2 separate regions of the Homo sapiens genome follow, and region 2 is linked to region 1. A link is an interaction called in ENCODE POLR2A ChIA-PET data of the cell type or tissue named here. Cell type or tissue: Panc1. All regions are shown on one strand. Each heading gives the region's core, and the rest is flanking DNA. Links, peaks and the distances in the headings are about the cores only.

Evidence for each region. Peaks named below come from ENCODE experiments on the same cell type or tissue, not always from the same donor. Only the 100,000 strongest peaks of a DNase experiment are listed, where the experiment ranks them.
Region 2: POLR2A ChIA-PET joins it to region 1 with 5 read pairs; 3 of 35 experiments call an interaction of 5 or more read pairs at or near these places.

Annotation. Positions count from the first base shown.
Region 1 is chr5:69,529,908-69,537,374 of GRCh38, reverse strand. It overlaps OCLN (occludin), which reads right to left. Exons shown (of 9, transcript NM_001205254.2): 5 at 2,536-2,681. It also overlaps the pseudogene RNU6-724P. Among named protein-coding and RNA genes, the nearest start is that of SNORD13B-1, 5.6 kb to the left of the region's middle. In Panc1, for the core only: no CTCF peak of the experiment used is centred there; no DNase peak of the experiment used is centred there.
Region 2 is chr5:69,411,194-69,418,660 of GRCh38, reverse strand. RAD17 (RAD17 checkpoint clamp loader component) reads right to left here. Exons shown (of 19, transcript NM_133338.3): 19 at 3,860-4,630. The coding sequence ends at 4,369. It overlaps MARVELD2 (MARVEL domain containing 2), which reads right to left and starts at 3,545. Exons shown (of 7, transcript NM_001038603.3): 1 at 3,491-3,545. RefSeq lists enhancers at 2,002-2,884, 2,885-3,768. In Panc1, for the core only: CTCF peaks have their summits at 3,455 and 3,657 (motif pointing left); a DNase peak (open chromatin) is centred at 3,590; H3K4me3 peaks cover 1,338 bases; H3K27ac peaks cover 1,431 bases.

The DNA.
Region 1 (7,467 bases), core at 1,706-6,705:
GAGCACATGTGTAGTCCCAGCTACTGAGGTGACTAAGTAGTCTCAGCTACTTAGGTGACTAAAGTGGGAAGATCGCTTGAGCCTGGGAGGTCAAGGCTACAGTGAGCTGTGACCACACCACTGCACCCCAGGCTGGGTGACAGATTGAGACCATGTCTCTACCAAAAAAAAAAAAAAAAAAAAAAGCTTATAGAATAAGGAAAATACTTCTCTATATCTATATATCTATACAATGTAGGTATGGGATTTTTGGCTTTTCTTTTATTTTTGGCTGGATTTGAGCTCCCGGGCTCAAGTATGATCCCTCCCACCTCAGCCTCCCAATTAGCTGGGACTGCTGGTGTGCACCACTGTGCCAGGGTTTGTGATTGTGTTTTTTGTTGTTGTTCTTTTGTTTGTTTGTTTTTGAGACGGAGTCTCACTTTGTCGCCCAGGCTAGAGTGCAGTGGCGCGATCTCGGCTCACTGGGAGCTCCACCTCCCGGGTTCACGCCATTCTCCTGCCTCAGCCTCCCGAGTAGCTGGGACTACAGGCACCCGCCACCATGCCCGGCTAATTTTTCGTACTTTTAGTAGACACGGGGTTTCACCCTGTTAGCCAGGATGGTCTCAATTTCCTGACCTCGTGATCCACCTGCCTCAGCCTCCCAAAGTGCTGGGATTACAGGGGTGAGCCACCGCGTCCGGCCTTTTGTTTTTTTTTTTGAGACAGAGTTTCACTTTGTCACGCAGGCTGGAGTGCACTGGTGTGATCTCAGCTCACTGTAACCGCCGCCTCCCAGGTTCAAGTGATTCTCCTGCCTCAGCTTTCCGAGTAGCTGAGATTACAGGTGTGAGCCACCATGCCTGGCTAATTTTTGTATTTTTAGTAGAGACAGGGTTTTGCCATTTTGGCCAGGCTGGTCTCGAACTCCTGACCTCAGGTGATCCGTCCACCTGGGCCTCCCAAAGTGTGGGGATTACAGGCGTGAGCCACTGCACCCAGCCATGTGATTGTGTTTTAAGTGTTATTACAAAAGAGTCAAAAAAATTAAAGTTATAGAAAGCTAAGATTTATTATAGAAGAAAGAAAAATGTTTAGTAAATTTAGTGTAGCCTAAGTATAGTGTTTATAAAGTGTACAGTAATGTCCTAGGCCTTCACATTCACTCACCACTTACTCCCTGACTCACCCAGAGCAACTTCCAGTCCTACAAGCTTCATTCATGGTAAGTGCCTTACAAGATGTACCATTTATTTATTTATTTATTTATTTATTTAGATGGAGCTTCGCTCTTGTTGCCCAGGCTGGAGTGCAATGGCACAATCTCCACTTACAACAACCTCCGCCTCCCGGGTTAAACCGACTCTCCTGCCTCAGCCTTCCCAAGTAGCTGGGATTACAGGCATGCGCCACCACGCCTGGCTATTTTTAGTAGAGATGGGGTTTCTCCATGTTGGTCAGGCCGGTCTTGAACTCCTGACCTCAGGTGATCCACCTGCCTCGGCCTCCCAAAGTGCTGGGATTATAGGCGTGAGCCACCGCCCCCGCCAAGATGTACCATTTTTTATCTTTTATATTTACTGTACCTTTTTTGTGTTTAGATATACAAATACCACTGTATTACCGCTGCCTAGAGTATTTGGTATATTAACATGCTGTCTGCATTTGTAGCGTAAAAGCAAGAAGCTATACCACATAGCCTAGGCTCGTAGCAGGCTATCCATCTAGGTTTGTGTTAAGTACACTGTGATGTTCACTCAAGGATGAAATTGCCTAAAGACACACTTCTCAGTATTCCCATCGTTAAACAATGCATGACTATATATGTAAAAATAACGACTTCATCATCCTTAGGCAAAAATTACATCCCCGTCCATACCAATTATCTCCAATAGTCTTCTCTCACTAGTCATTAGGTGGAATTAGAATTGAGCTTTAGGGTAAGTGTTTCCACCACAGAGATACCATTTCAATTATCATATGACACCTACCCTAGGCCAGACGTTCACTGAGGTTTCACATCTCCCAGCAATACTGAGGACCTAGCACAGCAAATGAAATACCACAATTCCTGGATTCAAATGAAGTCTTCTAGTTTAACAGAAATGTATGTGGGCAGGGTTGATTAATGTGAAATGTCCTCCCTTCTGTTTATGAGATCCAACAATTATAGGCAAAAGGAGAGGCTGAGCACAGCACTGACCTCTGCTCAGTAACTTCCTCTCACCCTCACCTAAACTTCAAAACCAGAAATAGCAGAACCACATTCCTAGAGTGAAAGAACCCAACCCAACCTTTCAATTAAACAAGTAAGTGAAAAGAAGCATTTTCAACTTAGAAGGGAAATAGAACCCCACCCTCCTCATCCTGGTCTTCCAAGTAGCCGTAGGCCTCTGTACCAACAAAGCAAAGATTGTTGTAATACCAAGATCCAGATCCAGCTTTTGTGTGCACTGCTGGATATTTTTTTTAAGCAGAAAGGCACAAAAACCAATTATATGCAAATACTCATTTTTACACTCAGTCTATCAAACTAAGAGAGATGCTACTTACGGCGTGGATTTATAGGAAGACTCTGGATAAAACCGCTTGTCATTCACTTTGCCATTGGAAGAGTATGCCATGGGACTGTCAACTCTTTCCACATAGTCAGATGGGGGTGAAGGCACGTCCTGTGTGCCTGCAGACACATTTTTAACCTTAAAAAACCCCAAGAGATAGTTATTATTTATCTTGTAATGAAAAGGGGGAAGACACTGAAGAAAATTATCTTATATACATTATCTAATATTTATGTGGCCCATTAAATACTATTAACACTAATAATAAAAAGGCAATCATTACAGGTTAATAGTTAAATCCACATTGTAATAGACATATAAACAGTGCTACTGCTAGTTTAAACAAGTATATTACCAAGAAGAAAAATCTGATCACCTAGTTCTCATCCTAATGTGATTAGGTTTCATAATTATCTATGGCAATTTTCCACCTCCATATTAGGAAGACTGGTCTCATTATCTCACGCCCACATTAGAAAGACCACTCTCATTTAACCTAAGCCAGGTCTCGGTTAGGAGAATTTTCATTTCTAACAAGCTCTCAGGTAATGCTATGTTGCTGTCTGTGCACCACACTTGGAAAAGCACTAATCTAGAACAAAGCACACTGGTAGTTCTTAATCCATTCACCTCTCAACGTGGAATGTTAAAACCACAGAAGAAATTAAGAAGTTCAAGCTGACTTCTACTCTTTTAATAAGAGATTTGTTTATTCTCCCTTAATGTACGTTCTCTATGGCTCTATTACTAATAACCTACACAATATATCACACAACATCAGTGCCTTCCCTTTTCACTTTCCTTATTTCATTCTGATGTGTAAGTGAATTCATCCTACAAAAGTAACATGCATTAGAAATTATGCCTTAATAGGCCGGGCGCGGTGGCTCACGCCTGTAATCCCAGCACTTGGGGAGGCTGAGGCGGGTGGATCATGAGGTCAGGAGATCGAGACCATCCTGGCTGACACAGCGAAACCCCGTTTCTACTAAAAATACACACACAAAAAAAATTAGCTGGGCGTGGTGGCATGCACCTGTAGTCCCAGCTACTCGGGAGGCTGAGGCAAGAGAATCACTTGAACCAGAGAGGCGGAGGTTGCAGTGAGCAGAGATAGTGCCATTGCACTCTAGCCTGGCCAACAGCGAGACTGTGTCAAAAAAAAAGAAATTATGCCTTAATGTGAAATACATATACAGGTTCTTCTTATCTGAGGAATGTAAGCCCTTTCTTAAAAGCTATCAGGCCCGGAGAGGCATTAAAATGAAACAGCAATCAAGTCCTACTTCCCCCTTGAGCTATGTAGTTATCTCCAGAAACCGCGTAATCTAACAATGCTACACACTGGGCACCATAACCCTGCTATAGCTCGACGATGTAACAACGTTATTTCTGTAAACCAGTGAGAATTCCTGATGAACAACTTTGTTTCTATCCACTCCTTGTGCCCCGTTTTTGCCTTTAAAAACTTGCTTATAAAAAAGGTTGCATGGCGCACTCCCCAAGGCAGCTTGGAAGCATGTCCCAGGCAGCTGTTCTCAACCTTGGCCCAAATAAATTTTCTATATTAATTTTGCCTCAGCTTCTTCCCCTAGGTCAATATTAACATGGAAGGCTTACCACAGAACCTTTGGGATAAAAAATTTAAACATAAAAAGCACAGCCAACTAGACTCCCAACACTGTATGTATATATATGTGTGTGTGTGTGTGTATATATATATGTGTGTGTGTGTGTGTGTGTATATATATATATGTGTGTGTATATATATATGTATATATGTGTATATATACATGTGTGTGTGTATACACACACACACACACACACACACATACATGCATACATATATATATATATTTTTTTTGAGACAGAGTCTCACCCTGTCACCCAGGCTGGAGTGCAGTGGTGCGATCTCGGCTCACTGTAACCTCCGCCTCCTGGGTTCAAGTGATTCTCCTGCCTCAGCCTCCCGAGTAGCTGGGATTACGGGCACCCACCAACATGCCCGGCTAATTTTTGTATTTTTAGTAGAGATGGGGTCTAACCATGTTGGCCAAGCTGGTCTCGAACTCCTGACCTTAAATGATCCACCCACCTCGGCCTCCCAAAGTGCTGGGATTACAGGCGTGAGCCACCACGCCCGGCCACTGTTAGATTTTATGTTTTATGTAACAGCTCCAACACTCTTGACATTTTACCTAATAGCCTTTAAATTATTACATATCACTCTGTAATTGAGAAAAAAAATTGGAAAAAAACCAAAGACCTCAAACAAGTGCTAATCCTAGATGAATCATTTAGTTGTTTTAAGGCAAAGGAATAGAAATAAAGTGTGGGAAAAAAATCAAAATAAATCTACAGATATTTCTGTGAAAAAGAGCTGCTATTCAAAAGGGTAGAACCGCTCTAGCTTTGTGATAGGATCAATGGCATTTTAGGGTTTGGTACGTGTGCTTGTAGTGCCAGCTACTCGGGAGGCTGAGATGGGAAGACCTCTTGAGACTGAGAGGTGGAGGCTGCAGTGAGCTCTGATTGTGCCACTGCACTCCAGCCTGGGTGTCAGAATGAGACCCTGTCTCAAATACATACAAACACAACCAATAGCATCAGATTATCTGGGCTCACCCCAGGTCTGCCAACCACAAATTCTATAAAGCCTTAGTTTTCATCTGAAAAAGAAAAAAAGAAAAAAAAAAGGAGAAAACTACCTAGTACATAAAGTTATTTTGATGATTAAATGAGGTGACAAGGTATCACATTTACTACAGTGCCTTTAAACACAGTAAAAATTCAAAAGATGCTGGATTTTGGAATTAAGGCCACTTGATCTGATCAAATAATTTTTACAAGAATTTGGAGGTGGCAGAAGACCTTTATTTGGATTATTTTGCTATTATAAAGCCTTACAATTAGGTTCAGCTTCAATGCAGTGTATCTTCTGCAATACATATTCCTTACATCTTAAGTTTCCCATTCTTAGTAGCATTACATTAAAACATGAGATGCACTCTCCTGACGTATCCAGGCAGTATCACATACAGAAAGATATTTACCTACCCCTCAAAGTACATAGGGGTATTCTTGATTGTTTAACATTCAGAGACAGAAAGGAATAGAATCATTTCCCTCTGAAAGTGGAATTTGGCAGCAACTGCGAAACCAGTGGGTGGGTTGCCACGGAGTGTGCTCAGACCCCACCACAGGAGGGAAGGGAGGGAAGCACTCTTGGTTCCCACAGAATTCCTTACAACAAAAGTTTACAACAGAAGTTGCCAAGCTTCACAGGCAAATGCTTCACCAAACCAAAGCCTATTCTTAATCCAATACCTTATCAGAATTTAAAAATCCTTCCTTTGCTTAAAAACCCATTTTATACTTCTCTAGGTCCCACCTCCTCCTCACAGCGTGAGCTTTAGCAGAGTCTGTGTATCTTTTCAGAGATTTCTTACTGGCTAAAATGCCCTTCCCCTTTTGCCAGCTATTCCTTAATTGGGTTTCAATTCTTGGCTCATGTGCCACCACCTCCTCCTCATACAAGCCCCTCCTGGATGAGGCACCAACCTGTGCTATCTCCCTACACCTGTGCATACAAACCTCCCACCAAATCGCTTATGCACTGCCGAACAATGGCTTGCTCACCTATCTCACTTCAGTAGGCAGCGGACTGGGCTTAAGCCACCACTATCTGACTGCTTACAATTAGCCAAATATTGAAGTGACAGATCATTTTGTAGGCATGGATTTACAGGCAAATATCGTTCCTTTTCCAGAAATGAGGAAGCTGTGGCTCAGGCAGTTAGACAACTTTCCCAAGAACCTAGATGTAGAAAATGCAAGGGCGGGCAGTTTCCTGCTTTCCTCTTCGAGTCTCCAAAGGACCACACAGTGTCTGGCACAAATCGGGAGCCCCAAGTTTGCTGCATAAAGTTTACCTCATTGATAACTGTTCTATTTCTACACTGTATACCCAAGTATTTTATCAATGAGGCACACTGAGCTGACCTTTCTCTCTTAGCATCAGCAGAACTGGACTAGCTTGACCACTGACTCCACCCTTCAGCAAAGATCTCTGATTAAACCTTTTCTATACACATGCATAATAAATTCCAAGGCAGTGCTCCCTTCAGCAGCACATATATAAAGTTGAACAATACAGGAAAGATTAGCATGGCCTTTGGGCAAGAACAGCACCCAAATTCATGAAACATTCCATTTTTTTTTTTAAATCCTGAGCCAGCTGATGCCAGACTCCAACAGTCTAGAGGCAAAGGCAAAATATATTTGAAAAACAAGGAGTACGATCATTTTTTTTCCTCTTTACACTGCAATTTTCCTGAAAAAAGGCTAAAATATTTTTTCCTCTAACCCACTTAATGGTACCAATGCCAAGTAAGTATAAACCCAGTATCTGCGGCTTTTGAAGGACAGTAGGAAAGTAGAAGGGGGTTGGAGGGGGCAATACAAAGTGAACAGGTGCTCATTTCTACAAGGAGTCCCCAACCTGTATTTCCTATTATGAGAGAAATGACTTCTGAATTTCACTGTTATTACTGACAGAATGCCCCAGTCAGCTCATAAAACTCAATGATGTAGTTAAAGTTCTCTTAAAAAGGAAAAGAAAAATATTTTAATTTTCACAGTAAGATTTTTTTTTCTTAAGAGATGAGGCCTTGCTATGTTGCCCAAGCTGGACTTGAACTCCTGGACTCATGCAATCCTCCTACCCTAGCCTCCCGAGTAGCTGGGACTACAGGGTCACACCACTACATCTCACTTTTAAAGAATGAGTACTTGAGAAAACCAGCTAGGCATAATTCTAAACAGCAAAGTGTCTTTGTAACAATTTTCCCTTAAGTAACTTGAGGATATCTCTAAGAAATTAAGGACAGAAGAAAGCAGGATGAAAACACAAATCAAAGATTTC
Region 2 (7,467 bases), core at 912-5,911, 120 kb after region 1:
TAAATCAACAAAGTCATTTTAGAGGACTTGCTTCTTCCAGTCTAAAATATTAACAATTGAAACTAGATGTAAAAAAGTTGAATCTCAGAGACAACATCACCAAAGGCTAAGGCTCCCCCAAGGCACAATAGAGAATGGCAGCAATGACCATTACTATTACTCTTTCGAGGGCAATTCAGGTGATTTACTGTTCCCAAGGAGAGACTCAAGTATCTCAGAAGGTATTCAATCCACCTCAAAAATAAAGCATAGAAAATGCACTTTTACTAAGCCTGTTGATTCATGAAATCAATGCTCTGCACCCATATACAGAAAGAAGGAAACCATTTGTGAATTAACTACTAGTTTTAAGGTATGCTGAATTTCTCTCTCGAATTGTTTATAAGTATTTTGTTTGAAGACTTAAAAAAATTTTTTCATTCACACCCTGCCAAGACTCATTATTGAAGACTTAAACTGGGCACATGGTATTGTACTTGATACTATGAAGGTCTCAAAATTAAAATGGATAACCCCATCTTTTTTGTTATTGTTTTATTTATTTAATATTTTTAAGACAGGGTCTCACTCTGTTTCCCAGGCCAGAGCATAGGAGCACAATCATAGCTCACTGCAGCCTCAATCTCCCTGGCTCAAGCACTCCAGCTGCCTCAGCCTCCTGAGTAGCTGGGACTACAGGTGCATGCCACCATACCCAGCTAATTCTTTTTTTTTTTTTTTTTGAGACAGAGTCTCAATCTGTTGCCCAGGCTGGAGTGCAGTGGTGCCATCTCGGCTCACTGCAAGCTCCGCCTCCCAGGTTCATGCCATTCTCCTGCCTCAGCCTCCCAAGTAGCTGGGACTACAGGTGCTCGCCACCACGCCCGGCTAATTTTTTGTATTTTTAGTAGAGATGGGGACCATGTTAGCCGGGATGATCTTGATCTCCTGACCTCATAATCCACCCGCCTCGGCCTCCCAAAGTGCTGGGATTACAGGTGTGAGCCACCACGCTCGGCCGCTAATTCTTTAAAATTTTTAGTAGACATTAAGTATCACTATGTTGCCTAGGCTGGTCTTGAACTCCTGGGCTCAAGCGATCCTCCTGCCTTGGCCACCCAAAGTGCTGGGATTACAAGCGTTAGCCACTGCACCTGGTCTGATAACCCCATCTTTATACTGTTGAACAATTTGGAAATTCCTAAGGCTTTATTTTATTTTACTTTGGAAAACGAAGACCCTTCATTTAACCTGCCTTGCACCAGGCATGCTGAAAGTATACTGGTGGACAAACCAGACTGAAATCCTTGCCTTCATGATGCTTTAACCGGGGGAGTGCCGGGCAGATTGACAGATGATAGATAAATGAAATATACAGTATGCTAAAGAACAAAGTTGAGAAAGGGGGTAAAGACTGCAATGGGGACAGGATGTTACCATCTTAAACCGAGTGGGCAGGGAAATCTTCACAGAGAAAGGGATATCTGAGTATAGAACTGAAGGTGAAGGAGGAAGCCAGGCCATTATCAGGGACAAGTGTTCAGGCAGATGGAATAGCTAGCGCAAATGCCCTGAAGCAGGAGTGCCTGGTATGTTCAAGAAATATTTAGGCATGGAAGCTACTGTGGCAGCAGCAAAGTGGGTAAGAAGGTGAATAGTAGAACTGAGGCCATCTGAATCATGTAGGGCCTTGAAAACCACTGGAAAGAAAGGACTTTGTCTTTTGCTAGGAGTGAGATGAGAAGCCACTGGAGGATTCTGAATAGAGGAGTGACATGACTTGACTTGTTTTAACAGTATCACTATGGATGCTGTGTTGAGAGTACACTCCAGAAGGCAAGAGGTAAAACAGGAAGACTGGCTAGGCCATTGAAATAATCCAATGGATCACTGAGATCTTGAGAAGAGGTCAAATGCTAGACAGGTATTTAAAATTTTTATTATAGAATTTTTCAAACATAATAAAAAGTAGAAAGAATAGCATTATGAACCCTTGTGTACCCACATCCAGCTTCTACACTTATCGATTTATGGCCAAACTTGTTTCATTTATACTCCCCATACTATTTCCTCTGCCAATAGAGTCCTCTGAAGTAAACCCCAGACATCTGATCATTTTATCTATCTATACCTCATTCTCCACCCCTCCAGCTTAGCCTTGGGGAGCAGCAGACTGAAGAGTGTTTCAGATGCGTTAAAAATCCAGGTAGAGACGTTAAGAGGGCAAGCAAGGCACACAGGGTATGTACAGACTGGAGACAAGGGAATGCGGTGGAAACCCAGGGTCTTCTAATAGGGCACTCCGACCTTAGAGGATTAACTGTGATGGCCCCAGCAGGGTGCCCAATGCAAAGCGGCTCTGTATATTATAACAATCAGTTATTTTTGTACCTTTCTCTTTCTTTCTCTAAAAAAGTGTAAGTTCTAGAAATGCTATTACGACTCTAGTTTTTGAAACACATTCCTAAGAAATGTAGAAGCAAAAGCACAACAAATGATTTTAGCAAGTTTTACACAGCATTTACAGGATACGCTATGCTTAATTCAACTCACTGGTAAAAATACGATTCACTGTAATGGATTTAACTCTTCACCTGTGAAGTGGCTTATTTGAATCAAACCACCCTATCCATTTTTAAAGAAAAAACAAGCAATTATTAAAGAGTTGTGGAAAAGCAAGATAATGTGATTTTTAGAAGGGAATGGTTAGCTGTATTTCATTACATCTTAAATATCTGGATACCCCTAATGTCTTTCAAGATGTCACTGAGAGTTCGTTCTGGTCCCGCAGGTCGCGGCAGCGTGTGTCTTTGTCCTGCTCAGGCCCCGGACCCTTACTCCACTCTTGGACACTCATCTTGGAAAGCCGCGGCAATGGCAGGAGAAATGGCTGCCCCAGCAAAGTGTCACAGGAATCATGCCTGGTCACCTTTACACAAACAGAACCACCGGTTTACCTGGCTTAAAAGTTTTGCTGGACCCAAGAAACGGGTAGATTTCGGATACTTCTGCGCTTCCGAGGGGTCGGGAAAGGCTCTGCGGTTCTAACTAACCCACGACTGCCCGGGGGTACCGAGCATTTTAGCTGTGGGGTCTCCCCCGCGCCAGCCTCTGGGCGCCCGGTCCCACAAATCTCATTGTGTCCTCGGTTCTGCCCGCGCCGGCTAGGCGTTCGTCTTCGCGTTTCTGGCTGAAACCCACTGTCTTTGGAGATTCCGACCCAACGAGGCCGAAACTAAGCCGGGAGACCTCCCAGGTAAGGAGCACCGAGATCGCCCCGAGGTGCGCGCCCCGCCCCGCGCCCGGAAGGACGGCGGCTCGGCCGCACCTGCGTCCGCAGAGCGAAACCTGGCGGGACGCGGGCCTCCCCGGATCCCTGGCTCCGGCCTCCCCCGCGGGCTATGGCAGGCTGAGCGCCGAGCGCGGGCAGCCGTCCGTCGCAGCACACCTGGGCCGGGGGCCGCCGGGCCCTCCTCTCCCGGTCACGTGGCCCCACCCCGGTCCCACTTACCTGCGCAGCCGCCAGGAAGAGCGCGCACGCTGCCCAGGACTCTGAAACCGGTATCGGGCTCCCGGGGTGGGGGCGGGGCCGGGACGGGACGAGCCCAGCTTTCCCCGCCCGGCTTTGCCCCGCCCGGATCTGTCGGCCCGACAACCGCTCTGGGCCCAGGCTGCTCGGTGCCACCAGCCGGCACGTCGCGGCAATGACCACACACTGGGCTCTTTTGGAAAGAGTTTACAGTTCTCATCGCAACGTTGCCATCCTCTTCCCTATCTTTTGAAAAGTTTGACACTGGGGGAGGGAGATTGGTGCACTGTGCTTAAGGACCCATGGCAGCGAGTGCGTGCTAGATAATGTTAAAAGACAGGAGAAACAAAATTAAATTCAACATTTTAATTGTGATATAACTTATGTAAATACTTTCCAAAAAGTATCTAAGATATTCCACTGTACAACACATCAAAACTATCTGAGAAGCGGGAGACAATAAAGTGTAAATAAGGCACACAGTTTACACTCGTAATTGCATCCTAAACTGTTGAATAGTTGATATTTACAACCCCCCAATAACGTTTTTGCATCCTGAATTAGTCCTTCACATCTTGATATTTGGCATAATGTTCAAACACACTTTATACACACTGACCGCTCCTTAAACCACTCACAGATTTAATAAATACCGAAAAAATTAAGAGATTTGAAGGCTTGATCTTCTATTTACTTCAAGATGACAGAAGAGTAGGTTTCTTGTGATGAAATACTACAAGAATGAAGAATTAACAAACTGTTGTGTAATTCATCAGAAAAGCATATTAACTCTGCTGAAGTACCACTGAATGAAACAAAAATGAAGCTGTGAAGTAGCAATCTGATTAGCAGGCTGGCTTCTATGTCCCATCACTCTCGTAGTCTTCTATTATTATGTTTTCTTCCATGTCTCCTTGGGCTGAAAAGGGCTGGGGCTGGCTAGCAGGCAGTTCACTGGCACTATTCTGACTCAAAGGAAGAGACCAGGTTTCCGGCACAGTGGCTTGAGTGGGTTCACCCAGAGATTCCTCTGCAGAATGTCCTCCATTAAGCTGGGCTTCATCTCCGCTGTCAGGGTCTATCATTCCATGTTCCCTGTCAGTCAGGGCTTCCATTTTCAATCTGTCAGATTCACAGTGCAGGCATTAATAAGAACCAAAGGAGAAGATTTTTAAATTACACCATGAGTGTGATGATTATGAAGCCATCTTTCATTTACCTACATTGTGCTGTTTAGCTAGTCCCTTTAACTATAAAAACAAAACTACAAGGTAAATGACAAACTGAATAAGTTCCTACAACTTAAAATACAAAAAGGAGCTGAACACGATGGCTCATGCCTGTACTATCTGCACTGTGGGAGGCCAAGGCAGGCAGATCACTTGAGGCCAGGAGTTCAAGACCAGCCTGGCCAACATGGCAAAAACCCATCTCTATTGAAAATAGAAAAATTAGCCAGGCGTGGTGGCACGCATCTGTAATCCCAGCTACTCAGGAGGCTGAGGCAGGAGAATTGTTTGAACCCAGGAGGCAGAAGCTGCAGTGAGCCAAGCTCGTGCCACTGAACTCCAGCCTGTACGACAGAGCAAGACTCTGTCTCCAAACAAAAAACAAACAAACAAAAAAACCAAACCAAACCACAACAACAAAAACACCTAAAAATAAAAAGAAATAATGTCTTCAGTAAAGAATTTTTCTTTTTTCTTTTTTTTCATTGAGACTGTCTTTCTCTATCGCCCAGGCAGGAGTGCAGTGGTGCAATCTCAGTTTACTGCAACCTCTGCCTCCCAGGTTCAAGCGATTCTCCTGCCTCAGCCTCCCAAGTAGCTGGGATTACAGGCACATGCCATCATGCCCAACTAATTTGTATTTTTAGTAGAGATGGGGTTTCACCATGTTGGCCAGGGTAATCTTGAACTCCCGAACTCAGGTGATCCATCTGCCTCCGCCTCCCAAAGTGCGGGGATTACAAGTGTGAGCCACCACACCCAGCCTTCAGTAAAGAATTTTTACAAATTAAAAAGGAAAAAATGAAATAGAAAAATGGGCACAAACATGGACAACTTATAAAACAAATACAAATGGTTCCTAAATTGTTAAATCTAATTTGTAATTTTAAAAATGAAAATTAACATAATGAGCTACTACTGTCATCTTTTTTTTTTTTTGAGACAGTCTTGCTCTGTCACCCAGGCTACAGGGCAGTAGCACGATCTTGGCTCACTGCAACCTCCACTTCAGGTTCAAGCGATTCTCCTGTCTCAGCCTCTGGAGTAGCAGGGATTACACGCGGGCACCACCACACCCAGCTAGTTTTTGTATTTTTAGCAGAGATAGGGTTTCACCATGTTGGCCAGGCTGGTCTCGAACTCCTGACCTTAGATGATCCACCCACCTCAGCCTCCCAAAGTGCTGGGATTACAAGCATGAGCCACTGCGCCTGGCCTATTACTGTCATCTTCTAAACTGGCAAAGATACTTTTAAAACCCAGTGGTGGCAAGGGTTAGGAGAAAAGAACATACTGATACACTGTAAGTGGATACAAAACTGGCAAAATATTCTTGCCAACAATTTGGCAATAAAGAGGAAAAGCCCCAAAAGGTATATACCTATTGATCCAGCAATTTCATTTGTAGGAATTCACCCTAAGTAAATAGTATTTGAAGTGCATGATGACTTATCTATAAGGCTGGGATAGTAAAAGCTGAAAAAAAGCTAAATGGGCAAAAATAACGTGTAGGTTGAATTACAGGAAATTAAACACCTATTAAATATTAAGTATTAATATTTAATACTAAATACTAAACATATGAACAATGGTTTTAAATATGGTCAACATAAATAAAAGATAGTACCAGTCATTGTAATATATAGCACTGAAAATACTGCCTCTCGTGGCCAGGCGTGGTGGCTCACGCCTGTAATCCCAGCACTTTGGGAGGCCGAAGTGGGCGGATCACGAGGTCAGGAGATCAAGACCATCCTGGCTAACACAGTGAAACCCTGTCTCTACTAAAAATACAAAAAATTAGCTGGGCGTGGTGGCGGGCGCCTGTAGTCCCAGCTACTCGGCAGGCTGAGGCAGGAGAATGGTGTGAGCCCAGAAGGTGGAGCTTGCAGTGAGCCGAGATCGTGCTACTGCACTCCAGCCTGGGCGATAAAGCTAGACTCCGTCTACAAAAAAAAAAGAAAAGAAAATACTGCCTCTCAAGTCACATCAAGTAGGTAGTTGAACCAATAATAAAATAGTGAAGATTCTCATTCAATTTAGCCTTGTGTAAATTGCAGCAACTCAATACATCTCAGGAGCAAAAATACAATAGAACATACTTGTCTTTATTTTGATGCCATAATCTTAGGGGGTTGGGGAGAGAAGCCATCAAAGAGACTTGGTCCTGCTTTCATTCAGAGGGATGTGAGAAGAAAAGCAGTGTTTATGAAATGTGTAAGCCCTGATCACATCCCAGTGGGACGATGCTTCAAGATCCATCCATCATGGTCTTTCTGCGATAGGAAAGATGGGCCCCACATAGCTAAGCCAGTATACAGAAAAAAACATTAACACTACAAAGGCCTTAATGAATCTTGGAGGGTAAAGAGGGGGAAAAAGCTCACATCACAGGAGTTTTCCATTTGGGACCAGAAATAGGAGAAAAGGTAGGAGGAGTCAGAGGTGCCATTTCTATCACTTACTTTTGTCCATGCATTCAGTAAGCAAGATTTTTTTAAATCTTTTTTTTGAGATGGAGTTTTGCTTTTGTTGCCCAGGCTGGGGTGCAATGGTGTGATCTTGGCTCACTGCAACCTCCACCTCCTGGGTTGAAGCGATTCTCCTGCCTCAGCCTCCTGAGTAGCTGGGATTACAGGCATGTGCCACCACACCCAGCTAAATTTTGTATTTTTAGTAGAGACACGGTTTCACCATGTTGTCCAGGCTGGTCTTGAACTCCTTATCTCA